4 separate regions of the Homo sapiens genome follow, and all the other regions are linked to region 4. A link is a contact called in ENCODE Hi-C or POLR2A ChIA-PET data. All regions are on one chromosome and are shown on one strand. The core of a region is the stretch at or near the end of the contact, and the rest is flanking DNA. Distances in the headings are between cores, read along the strand shown. Region 1 overlaps MGARP (mitochondria localized glutamic acid rich protein). Region 2 has its middle 74 kb from the start of TBC1D9. Region 3 holds the start of TBC1D9 (TBC1 domain family member 9). Region 4 overlaps MAML3 (mastermind like transcriptional coactivator 3).

Evidence for each region. Hi-C counts contacts between places; a loop is a spot of excess contacts on that map. ChIA-PET counts read pairs that join two places held with the same protein, here RNA polymerase II (POLR2A). Pooled maps may share reads with other maps.
Region 1: a loop to region 4 is called in a map with no recorded cell type, with 11 times the contacts of the local background. The contact joins two enhancer-like sites. A Hi-C loop is called at or near these places in 7 of 37 single-sample maps with no recorded cell type and 4 of 50 pooled maps.
Region 2: a loop to region 4 is called in a map with no recorded cell type, with 15 times the contacts of the local background. The contact joins two enhancer-like sites. A Hi-C loop is called at or near these places in 2 of 37 single-sample maps with no recorded cell type and 2 of 50 pooled maps. POLR2A ChIA-PET finds 5 or more read pairs at or near these places in 1 of 52 experiments (OCI-LY7).
Region 3: a pooled map shows a loop between it and region 4 (2.1-fold over the local background). The contact joins the promoter of TBC1D9 here to the enhancer-like site in region 4. A Hi-C loop is called at or near these places in 3 of 37 single-sample maps with no recorded cell type and 2 of 50 pooled maps.

What each region holds. Positions count from the first base shown.
Region 1 is chr4:139,265,087-139,268,058 of GRCh38, reverse strand. It overlaps MGARP (mitochondria localized glutamic acid rich protein), which reads left to right. Exons shown (of 4, transcript NM_032623.4): 4 at 1,018-1,894. The coding sequence ends at 1,460. Among named protein-coding and RNA genes, the nearest start is that of MGARP, 14 kb to the left of the region's middle. RefSeq lists a silencer at 805-904 and enhancers at 1,045-1,374, 713-1,912. Within about 2 kb of position 1,363, at least 24 of the 41 ENCODE cell types and tissues checked have a DNase peak (open chromatin) inside an H3K27ac peak, as active enhancers do.
Region 2 is chr4:140,828,542-140,831,474 of GRCh38, reverse strand. No RefSeq gene overlaps it. Among named protein-coding and RNA genes, the nearest start is that of TBC1D9, 74 kb to the right of the region's middle. Within about 2 kb of position 1,439, at least 3 of the 41 ENCODE cell types and tissues checked have a DNase peak (open chromatin) inside an H3K27ac peak, as active enhancers do.
Region 3 is chr4:140,754,764-140,757,680 of GRCh38, reverse strand. It overlaps TBC1D9 (TBC1 domain family member 9), which reads left to right and starts at 1,296. Exons shown (of 21, transcript NM_015130.3): 1 at 1,296-1,765. The coding sequence starts at 1,636. RefSeq lists enhancers at 774-823, 314-955, 956-1,598 and a silencer at 1,254-1,943.
Region 4 is chr4:139,977,012-139,980,203 of GRCh38, reverse strand. All of the region lies in intron 1 of MAML3 (mastermind like transcriptional coactivator 3), which reads left to right. Among named protein-coding and RNA genes, the nearest start is that of MAML3-AS1, 150 kb to the left of the region's middle. RefSeq lists an enhancer at 1,050-1,099. Within about 2 kb of position 1,328, at least 2 of the 41 ENCODE cell types and tissues checked have a DNase peak (open chromatin) inside an H3K27ac peak, as active enhancers do.

The sequences.
Region 1 (2,972 bases), core at 114-2,613, 710 kb after region 4:
TGCAGCCTTGAACTCCTGGGCTCCAGCAATCTTCCCATCACAGCCTCTCAAGCAACTAGGACTACAAGCATGCACCGCTACACCCAGCAAATTTATTTTTTATGTTTTGCAGAGACAGGGTCTCACTATGTTGCCCAGGCTGGTCTTGATCTCCTGGCCTCATGTGATCCCTCCTGCCTCAGCCTCCCAAAGTGCTGGGATTACAGGCATATGCCACTATGCCTAGCCACTTCTTGCTTTAAACCATACTTTTTTCCAAGCTATTATTATCAATTACTATGATCACTATTTAGGGATAGAGATATTAGGGGCTTATGAATCAGTTTTAACCTGTCATGACAATAATAAGAAACAGAATATCATCAATACATATTATTGAATATAATCATGCGGTTGTTTATAATACTAATAAGCATTTGCATAGAACTTTTTATTTTAATCCCCTTTTCATATACAGTATTTTAATTAATCTTTACAATAACCCTGTGCAGTAGATATTATCAATACCCTATTTTACAGATGACAAAAATGAGATTGAGAGAGGATTAGTGATTTCTGAGTCACCAGCTAGGAACTTGGCTACTCTTCCATGCTGTCTCATATGAAAGGTGAATAGGATAGCTACTTATTTTTGTATTCTTCATATTTGCCTAAGTAATATATTCAAGTGTGTTTTTTTTTAAGTTCAAAGAGTTTACAGAAAAGCAGATCCCCCATTTTCCCTCCAAGAGGCAACCAATAGAACCAGTTTCTTGGAATCCTCCTGGAGAGTTTTTGCAAATACAATTATCTAGGCATACAACTTACCCCCCTCCTGCTCCAACCTCATTTTGCCCTAACAATAGTAGCAGACTGTATACATTGTTCTTTTTTTGCTGTTTCACTTGAGAGTCTACCTTGAAGACTGTTACACATCAGTGCATGTAGTTCTGTCTTAGGTGTTTAAACGACCGCAGTGTTTCATTGCCTTCCCACGATCTTTAAATTAATACCTTGCTTAATGACTAATTCTTAAAGGTGAAAAGGAGAATGTTGCGGAAACTGAGAAAGCAAGTTCAGAAGCCCCAGAAGAACTTATAGTGGAAGCTGAGGTGGTAGATGCTGAAGAAAGTCCCAGTGCTACAGTTGTGGTCATAAAAGAGGCATCTGCCTGTCCAGGTCACGTGGAGGCTGCTCCGGAGACCACAGCAGTCAGTGCTGAAACCGGGCCAGAGGTCACAGATGCAGCGGCGAGGGAAACCACGGAAGTAAACCCTGAAACAACCCCAGAGGTTACAAATGCTGCCCTGGATGAAGCTGTCACCATCGATAATGATAAAGATACAACAAAGAACGAAACCTCTGATGAATATGCTGAACTAGAAGAAGAAAATTCTCCAGCTGAGTCAGAGTCCTCTGCTGGAGATGATTTACAGGAGGAAGCCAGTGTTGGCTCTGAGGCTGCTTCGGCTCAAGGCTAATCTCCAGCCGGTAGACATTTCAGCAACAAATGCCATAGGGTGTCTGATAAGTGCTTTTGTGTTTTTAGTACACTTAGTTTAAAAAAAAAAAGACTTATTTTCTAGAAAACGTTAATGGGTCTTGAAGATTTTTGGCATCCACTGATAGATTTTAGGACTGAGAGACTTGAGATTGTACATTTCTTACTACTCTTCTACTGTCTGAGATCAGAATATGACATTGCAGTAAAGAGCTTAAATAGTTTCATCTTTGGTTTTTTTTTCTAGACACTTTTCTTTTATCCCAGTCATCTCTGAATTTACATTTTATATTAAAGAAATTGAGCTATCCATACAACCTGTATTTACTTTAATTTCACTATGCTTTCAGCTTACTTTATTGTATGATATGTAGGTCTAAAATATAGTTTGAGTCAAATAAAATTAGAAAAGCTTTGGTGCTTCTACTTTTTTCACTAATATTTGCATGTACAAATAATACATATTAACATACAGGTACATAACATCACATGAGAAATGTAGGCTTTCGTAATATTATTGAAGAAAGAGCATATAATCTATGGAGAACCCTGCATGTAACAATATGTATGCCCTCTCCCATCTATAGTACTTACACAGGGGACTATGTAGATATTTTCTGTTTCAGTTCAGTTCAAACAATATTTATTGAAGATTAGCACTTTGTGCCAGGAATCTTTCATTCATTCACGTGTTCAACAAATATTAGCTGAGCACTTACAACATAATAGGTATTGTTTTAAGTGCTCCCGGTTTATATTCTAGAGTGGAACCAGGTAAGAAGACAAATGAGAAAATGATATAGTGTGTTAGGTACTGATAAGTGCTAAGGATAAAAGTAACGAAAATAAAAGGATTGTAAGTGTTAGTCTGAGGTGGAAGTTGTAATTTTAGATAGGATGGCCAAAAGAGGCCTTACTAGGAAGGTGTCTTTTGCGTAGAAACCTGAAAGATATATAAGGGACCATCTAATGGTAGGAGTTAGGGGAATCAGCCAGGTAAGGGAACAGAAAAGGGCAAAGGATCTAAAACAGGATCCTGCTGGGAATTTGAGGAATTGCGAGGTGGCCAGTGTGGCTAAAGTGGAGTGAAAAAGAGGGAGAGTAGCCAGAGATGGTCTCAGAGAGAAAGGGAGTGGGTAGGCAGGGTGGGCTAGATCATGCAGGGTCATGTAAGGTTTTGGCTATGGAGTAAGTTGGGAAATTGTAGTGGACACTGCCGATGCTCTGCCTAGATCCCCTTAATTGGACCCCTTAACTGGGTACATTTATCCCCAGCTGCTATGAGTGTTACACCCCACACCCCACCCTCACCATAGGCAGTTCACAACCAATGACTGACTGCCATAGTATTACAAAAGATGGCACCAACTCTGCAGTACAATTGAATAGTTCATGCTCCAGCCCACCCCAAGGAGCAGATTGAAGCTGGTCTCCAGCCGAGATGACTTCCCTGCTTAGCTCTTCCCCCTGCCCTTTTCTGCTTTCCTCCCTC
Region 2 (2,933 bases), core at 190-2,689, 850 kb before region 4:
AATCAGGAGAGATTTGCATAGGATATATCATATGAAGAAAGAAGTAACCTAAAGGCCTTTCAAGGTTCTAAGAAAAGAAATCAATTCTTAATCTGTCATGAGATTCGAGAGAAAAAACAACAACAACAAAGAAATCGAGTCTTTAAAATGATGGACCAATGTATCCCCTGATATGATGTGATAAGAAGAGTAATTCATCTGTGTGGTAGTCTTCACCATAAGCCTATAACCCCACTCTAACCATTTGTTGGACAATTTGTCTAATGGACAAATTGGGGAACATTCTACAAAATACCTGACTAGCACTATTCAAAACTGTCAAGATCAGTCTTTGAGAAACTGTCACAGACCAGCGGAGACTAAGGAGATAGGATGACTAAATGCAATGTTATAATATCCTTAGTGGGATCCTATAACAGAAAAGGGGCATTCATGGGAAAAAAATGGTGAAATCTAAATAAAGTCTGCAGTTTAGTTAATAGTAACATATCAATGTATATATTTAGTTTTGATAAGTGCACGTCAGTAATACAAAATGAAAGCATTAGGGGAAACTGAATCTGGTAAGAGTCACATGTGAACTCTTTGTATTTTTGCAACTTTAATGTAAATCTAAAAATATTCCACAATTATAGGTTTATTTTCAAAAATGATAGGCCAGTAGTAAAATCTAAATTATGGCTTGTAGAAACCAATTTTTCCATTGGCTTCACCGTTTGTAAATCAGCTTCCACAATCCTGCCTCTTGGATGTATCCTTTAGGTAAAGGGACAGTTCTTTGAGGATTTTCCAAAAGATTCCTAACTTAAATGTTATATCAAAAACAGGTTTGGCATGGGAGAATATAAAGCACTTGTAAGAGCCTCATATAAATGGTCACTGAAAGAGAATACAGATGTATTGAGAGACTAAATGGAAAGTAATGTCACCAGGCAGGCTATAGACCAGAGAGGCAGAGCCTATATTTAATCATCCTTCCTGGTCCCTAGTCTGTTGCCTAAATAAAGACATTTTCCAGATAGATAGATAGATAGATAGATAGATAGATAGATAGATAGATAGATAGATAGATAGATAGACAGATACTAAGAAAGTTTACTACCAACAGACCCTCATTAAATTTACTTATAAAAAATAACAAAATTATGTAAATTGGGAGAGGAGCGGTCAATGTTAAAATATTCAGCAGCTGTTGATTTATTTCAGAGGGAGGTGAAGATATTGATTTACTTCAGATTCTGTTAAAGCAATTGTGTTCATTTAGTTAATCTTGCACAATAAAATTTCAAGGTAAACCTATGACATTCAAACTTAAGACTTCAAGGGGAATTGGACCAAAACATGGGCTCCTCCCTTTTCTCTGTTCCACTTTTCATTCTCTGCTTCTCCCTAGAACTAGAGAATTCTCAGGCCCATGACAGGTGTTTGTTGCATATGAGGATCAAAAACTATGTGAAACAAAGAAACAGGAAACTGTAGATAATAACCTAATGAACTGTAGATTCAAATCCAGTGGCAACAAGACTGGAGTCATCCTCTTAGGCCACTCCAAAGTCCTAGGGAGGGAGAAGTTTCTCAACACTCTCTATCCTCCAGCTGCACTGGACTACTAGCTATTTCTCAAACACATCATGCTTTTCCACAACTCCATGACTTCCTCCATGCTGTTCCTTCTATGGAATGCCCTTGCACTATCCTACTTCTTCCTCAAAGTCCAGTTTAAGCCTCACTCCTGAAAGGCTTTCCCAACCCCTAGGCAGAGTGAGTTTTTCCTTCTTTAATATTTCCCTAGTGCCCTATTTACATCTCCCTGTAACACCAACCCTATTGTAGAGGTCATTTTTTCAGCCTGTTTCCCAGAAACTGTGAGCTCCTGATGAACAAAGTGCCTGACACACAATAGGTGTAAAAAAAAAAATGTTAAGTAGGTTGATAGATGGATAAGTGGATGGATGGGTAGGTTGTGGCAGAAAATAGTCAGATGCCCAACAAATCCACTTTTCCTTTCTCTTGAGCATGCTTTTAGATTACATTTCCTAGCCTCTTCCATCTAGAAGAGGCCATGTGACAGAGTTCTGGCCCATAGAACATGTGCAGAAATCATGGGTGCCATTTTCAGGATAGTCCTCTAAAATCTCCACACCAACCCTCCACATCATCTCTCCCCGTGTGCCAGGCAGATGCAGATGACCCAGTAGAAGACGCCAAGGCCCATGGCAAAGAAGCCAAGTGGAAGAAGCCTGAGTCCCCAAACAACTGAATGGGGCAGAGACCCCTTGTCCTGAATTGGATGATGACATGAACAAAAAATACACCTTTATTGTGTGAATTCACTAAATTTGGGGATTGTAAGAACAGTTAGCCCAGCTTGACTATACATGAATGAATCTAAGAAACAACATAGTTGAGTGGGCTTCTGATTTTCCAAGGAACATCATTAGCTCCATAAAGTCCACTGGCTCATCCCTAGACCATAAAATTCTTGCTATTGGTGTTGTCTTGATTAAAAGAAACAAGCAAATAAATAAAACCCTTTATGATGAAGGTGACCTCTAGCTTTTGGGGAGTCAGGAAACATTCTCCTTTTTTGGCAGAGCTGCCCCTAGAACACTGAAAATCCCATAGGTTATATTGCTGATTGGACAGTGGCTTAAGGAGGAAGTTACTGGAGAAGAGGAGCTGACTCCACCCACTTATACTACAAAACAAACAAACAAACAAACAAACAAACAAAAAACACTTGTGGCTCCCCACCACTCCAGAAACCATCCACATGTCCACAGGGATGGGTCTAAGATATGCACACCTGACCAGCCAGAGACAGTCGGACTCGCAGGAGATTCTATGCTTTGAGGGTGGCTCACTTTTCTCTAGGATTGGGAACTACCCAGACCTTGTAACTCTGGAGTAGCAATCTTCCCACTTGTTATAAG
Region 3 (2,917 bases), core at 47-2,546, 780 kb before region 4:
GACTAATTGAAGGAATTCAACAATTCAAGTCGGAGCTACAAAAGTCACAATTTTGAAGCCCACACAAGAAGGTTTCATTTGAATCTCTGCTCATTTGGAAAGGGAAAAGTCCCTAGGATTGCCCAGCATCCACAACAAAGCAGAGTCTGCTAAATTCCCATCATTTGGGAAGAGGAACTTTTTTTTTTTTTTTTTTTTTTTTTTTTTTGGCTGAACTATCCTCCAGATCTCCTGGGCGGGAGGAAAAAAAAATGGTCATCAGATATGTAGGCAGATGGGCTGTGATCACCACTGGAAGCTCGAAGTATTTGGGGAAACTGAAACTGTCTAGGGATAAAGCTGCCCTGGTTTGTGTGTTTCTGGTTTCACTGATTAAAAAAAAAATCCATCTACCAAGAGTGGATAAATTTTAAAATTCTGCCATGCCCAGTTTTCGAAGCCCCAAATGCGATATAGGAACAGCTGTGGTGTGAATTAGTTGGTCTAAGCTTTTGGGCCGCTTCCAACTTCTCTATTGCTCACGCCCTACAGGTCAAGGAAAGAAGTGATGTAATGCACTTAGCTAGGCCACTTTAATTACAATGGAATGGAGAGGGGGGAGGGGTCACAAGCGGTGACAAGTTTAGCGCATGACTTGCCCTGGGGATGCAGGAAACAAAAACATCGACGACCATTGGCTGCGTTGGCTTCCGACCCCGGGTCTCTAACCGAGCTCCAGGTCTGGAACCTTGAAACACTTTTCCTGGGAAAAGGGGTGGCGCTATCCCATAGAGCGTCAACCTTAAACACAAACAGCACACACGCACCCACGCAGGCTGGCGGCGTCCTCCCTGCTGGGATGGGCGTCGGGCCCAGTGCTTGGCACACGGTCCCCAGGAGCTTCCCCCGAAGGTTCCCCCGAAGCCAGCCACAGCTGCTCAGCTCGGCGCGCGGAGCCCGCGGTGGTACCGAGTCCGCACAAACCCGGACCCGCTCCAAGTGAGCCGCGTTGTCGTCATTCATTCGCAGTGTCCGGAGCGTCCTTCCAGCGGGGAGCTGGGCTTCCCTAGTGGCGCCTGCGGCCCCGACACGGCGCGTTAAGGCGCGGCGACTTCGGGAGCTCGAGCAGGTAGAGACGGGAGGGGCTCTGGAGCTCCAGTCGGCGCCGCGGGAGCAGCAGCGCCGGAGCCCAGCTTGGCCCTGACCGCGGGGCCGAATCCGCTCGGGTGGCCCTTAGCCCTGCCTGGCGCTGAGCCGGATCCCGGGACTGAGCTATACCACTTCCTCCTCCTCCCGCTCCCTTCCTCCTCCTCTTCCTCCTCCTCCCGCTCCTCCCGCCGCCGTGGGCCGGGAGCCGGGCTGCAGAGTGCCAGGCCGGGCGTCTGCGGCCGCGGGCTCTCGCGGGGCGGCGACGCCGCGGGGAGGATGCTGCTTGCCGCGCCCGCGTCCTCACCGTCCTCCCGGGCCGCCTGCTGGGGCTTTGTTGTGGCCCGGACGCCGCGGGCCACCCCCTGAAGTCGCCTGCCGCCGCCGCCGCCGCACCTAGCGGACGGGCGGGCGGGCGCGCGTGTGCCCAGGAGTGCGCGCCTGTCGCGGTGGTGGGTGCAGGACTGGACCCACGGGCCCATTGTGCGCCCGCCCGCGGCAGCCAGGACCATGTGGGTGAACCCGGAGGAGGTGTTGCTGGCCAACGCGCTGTGGATCACCGAGAGGGCCAACCCATACTTCATCCTGCAGCGGAGGAAGGGCCACGCCGGCGATGGAGGCGGCGGCGGCGGACTGGCGGGTAAGGACCGTGGCCGATCCCTGCAGGAGGGGAGCCGGGAGCGCTGCGGCGCCGCCCGCGGCCTGGGCTGCAGGCTCGGGAGACGCCGCCCGGTCCCCTGGGGCTGGGCGACCCGCCCTGCCTCGTTGTATGCGAGGCATCGAGAGTCGTGATGTTCAGGTTGGGCAGAGATGCTTCTTTTTTTGACTCTGTCAGGCTTGGGGCCCTCAGCGTACTGAGCGCTCTTTAAGTGGATATGTTGAGGAGAATGGGAAAGAGTGAGTCTGGGGCGGAGGGAATGTATTATCCCCTATATATTGAATGCATCATTCCCTTCCCCTCCCCCCCTTAAAAATATTGTTTTCCAAATGGAAAAGAGGGATGGAAGAAGGTTAATTTTTGCTCCACTTTCTTTACTGGCAACAGCAGGATCAGGTATAAAATGCTCTTTTGTTTCCAGGGAAGCGATAAGTAAGGAACTGATGTGGTCATTTCCTATATGAGTTATGACCGAAGAGAATGAATACGGAAACAGGAATTTTTTTGTTTCACCTAATTAGACATAAAGCAAAGCAAATTGTCTGGTTCTAGTTGTAAAAATAATTGGCTGTATAACTGCATTTTAACTATTTTTGCTCAATCACTTCTTCCCTAAACCCCCTCCCTTCAAGGTATTATTGTAATTGTTGCTGAAGCCATGTCATATCATTCAGGATAATAAGATCAGTCAGACCCATATCCAAAGTAGTGCCATATTAGAAATAATCTCGAACTCATACCATACTAGAGAAATTGGACCTTCTCCATCTCTGTGTTATTTAGAATGAACAGAACTGGAATACTTTTTACAGTGAAAAAGTTAGCAGAAGAAATAGTAGAGGTTTCACTAGAAAGGAGACTGCAAAAAAGAGATGAACTTTGACCCTCCTCAGAGTTGAGCTTATATCAACCTCATATATCACCTGGAGTTTGCACAATAGGTAAATTGTTGCTTTCAAATGCTGTGCTATGAAATAAAGATTCTTGATATATGTATTTACTTATGATTATATTTATAAACTAATTTTCTTAAGATTAAAATTCAGGTGTCATGTGGTACAATGTATACTGGTATGTTTGAAGGATCTTGATTCTACCAGAAAAGATAAATCTGCAGAGCTCCAGACCCCATTC
Region 4 (3,192 bases), core at 79-2,578:
ATGAGGGATCCCAGAAGCCAGGCCTCAAGCCCTAAGATAAAGAGGCTTGTCTGAACTAGGGCCTCCAGACAGCTAGCTGGAGTCCGGGCTGGGCTTGGCCTCTGGAAGATGCCGAATGCATAAAGGGAGAGCCCAGATCCCAGAAGCTCTGTAGCAGGCCAGCCAAACAGATAGTAAGATAGTCCAGAGAGAAAATAGCTCAGTGCTCAGTCAAGCCCTGAGACTGTCCGTACTCACCTAGACCCTGGGTGGGACAATGGGATATTCCTACTTACTATTGGCAGTTGTTCCAGAGAACCACTGCCTTAGTCCATTTTGTGCTGCTGTAACAACATACCCAGGACTGGGTAATTTATCAAGAACAGAAATTTGTTTTCTCACAGTTCTAGAGGCTGGGAAGTCCGAGATCACGGCACCAGCAGGTTCAGATGTCTGGGGAGGGCTACTCTCTGTCTCCAAGATGGTACCTTGATGCCACATCTTCTAAAGGGGAGGAACACTGTGTCCTCACATGGCAGAAAGGTAGAAGATCAAGCTAACTGAACACTGTGGGAAGCCTCTTTTATAAGGGCCTTACTGCTATTCATGAGGGAGTAGCCTTCATGGCCTCTTAAAGGCCCTGTTACCTCTTGATACTGTCACATTGGCAACACCTGAAGTTTTGAGGGGACACATTCAAACCGTAGCAACCACTAACCCAACTGTTAGTGGCTGGGCATGGATAGAGCTAAAGCAGCAACTAGAGAACACATGTGGACAGTATAGAAGGAGCTCAGCAGACAGGGGCAAATGGAGCTGGGAGGCAGTGGTGTCTATGGAGGGGTGGTTGGACAAGCTCTGCCTCCAAGCAGAAAAATGTGAGAAGGCATGTTTAAATGAATGCCATGTAAAAGAGCTAAAGAGGGAGCTATGAGCCAGGTAAGTCTAGACTCATTTCTAGCATGTTGAAGAGAAAGGCAACTTAGACCAAAATGTTTAAAATTTTATTTACAAGTTCTGTGGTCTCAAATCATTCTAATCCTTAGTTCTCTCACCTTTACAATGGGAGTAAAACTAATACTTTCCTTGCAGGATTGATGAAAGGCTTGTAGATAATGCAGGTGTAACACCTAATACAGAGCCGGACACATACAAAATGCTTCATAAGTAGTGGCTGATATTATGATTTTACTAGTACCACATAAGCAGGCTTGTTCCTTTGTTCTGTCAGTTTCTCTAAGGTAACTAGTCATAGAGCTCTTTGAAAGTAGTCATAGAGCTCTTTGAAAGTAGTCATAGAGCTCTTTGAAAGTGAAAGGAGGATGTGTACTTGTTTCAGTGCCATCTGGAAATGGAGAAGTGGCAAATCCGTTTCCTGCTATATAGCCAGTTCTGTGGGGAGGCCAGGTGGGCAGGCTGACTGGCAAGGTCTCTGGGGGGGATGTCATCCATGGGAGGGCCAAAGAGAGACACCAAGACAGATTAGGGATGGGGGACAAAGAGACCCAAGTCTCTTTGATAACCTGCCAGGGCCCAGATTGGAGCCCCTGAAGGAAGAGAATGTTGTGAATGCCTAGCGCAGTTGTGTGCTCTCTCTCTCTCTCTTTTTTTTTGATGTGGTTGATGCTGGGAAGTCATGGGAGGCATTTGGAAGACATAGTGAGGGTCAACTGCCCTTTACCCAGGAGGAGAAAGGGCAGAGACGCCATCCTCTGCCACTCGTTTTTAAAGCATTTGCAGATTTTCATTTTTGCAGGACTTTCCTTTCAGAGAGAAGTGGCACTTGAGACCACTTGCCACCTGTTGAGGCTCTTCTCTGCTCACTCCAACAGGCTTCCTGGAGAGGTCTTGGCTAATGCAATCTGGGCCTTGGGATAGATCTGCAGCTAGAGTTGGTGCTGAATCTTCCTGTGCTTGGGAGGCTCACCACTCCCAAAGATGGGGAGCCAGGAGTGCCATGCATCTCCACATTAGCTCACTTCCTTTGAGGCTGAAATCAAGAGAGAGACTTTGGTCCAAAGACTTTTTTTTGTAACCTTCTTGGGCTCCATTCTTCACATTTGCTTCCGAGTCAAGGAGAAGGAGCACAGACCTGAGGGATGGAGTGAATTCTAATCCAAGCTCTGAAACTGACCAGCTGGGGCCTGAAAGCAAGACTGTGACCTCAGTCTGCACCACTTCCCCTCCCATCAGTAAAGTGAGAGGATCCATTGTGCTACCTTCTGCAGTCCCTTTCAGCTTTGGTGTTCACTGATTCTGTGATGAATTTCCTGTAATTTCTGTGTAGGAACAGAAAAGAGCATAGAAGATCCTTTTTTTGTTTTTTTTTTGTTTTTTGTTTTTTGTTTTTTTGTTAGGGAGTTTCACTCTGTGGCCCTGGCTGGAGTGCAGTGGCAAGATCTTGGCTCACTGCAGCATCTGCCTCCTGGGTTCCAGCAATTCTCCTGCCTCAGCCTCCTGAGTAGCTTGGATTACAGGCACATGCCACCACACCCAGCTGATTTTTGTATTTTTAGTAGAGACGGGGTTTCACCATGTTGGCTGGGCTGGTCTCGAACTCATGACCTCAGGTGATCCAACCGCCTCGGCCTCCCAAGGTGCTGGGATTACAGGCGTGAGCTACCGCGCCTGGCCAGAACATCCTTTTAATTCTTATCTGGAGACTTAATCTATATGTTCATAATTAGTATTACCAGTAAGGGCAGAATGTTCCAAAGTAGGGTCTGACTGCATTTTTAAACAATGCAATTTGCAGAGCTCCACTCTTCCACTCCTTAGTCTTATGTGAAGGACACACTTGGACTAAAATGGTTATTGCTTTATCATAATTTGGGGATCTCTATCAGAGATGATTTAGGCCAGAGTTTCTCACCCTCGGCACTATCAGCATTTTAAATTAGATTCTTCTCTGTGGCGGGGGCCGTCCTGCGTACTCTGGGATGTTCAGCAGCATCCCTAGTCCATTTGGGCTGCTATGACAAGATACCATTAACTGGGTGGTTTATAAACAACAGAAATTTATTTCTCACAGTTCTGCAGGCTGAGAAGTTGAAGATCAAGATTCAGTGTCTGGTGAGGGCCTGTTTCCTGGTTCATAGATGGTGCCTTCTTGCTGCATGTCTCCTGGTGGAAGGGCCGAAGCAGCTCACCAGGAACTCTTATAAGGGCAAATCCCATTCATGAGGCTCTGCCCTTACGACCTGATTCCCTTCC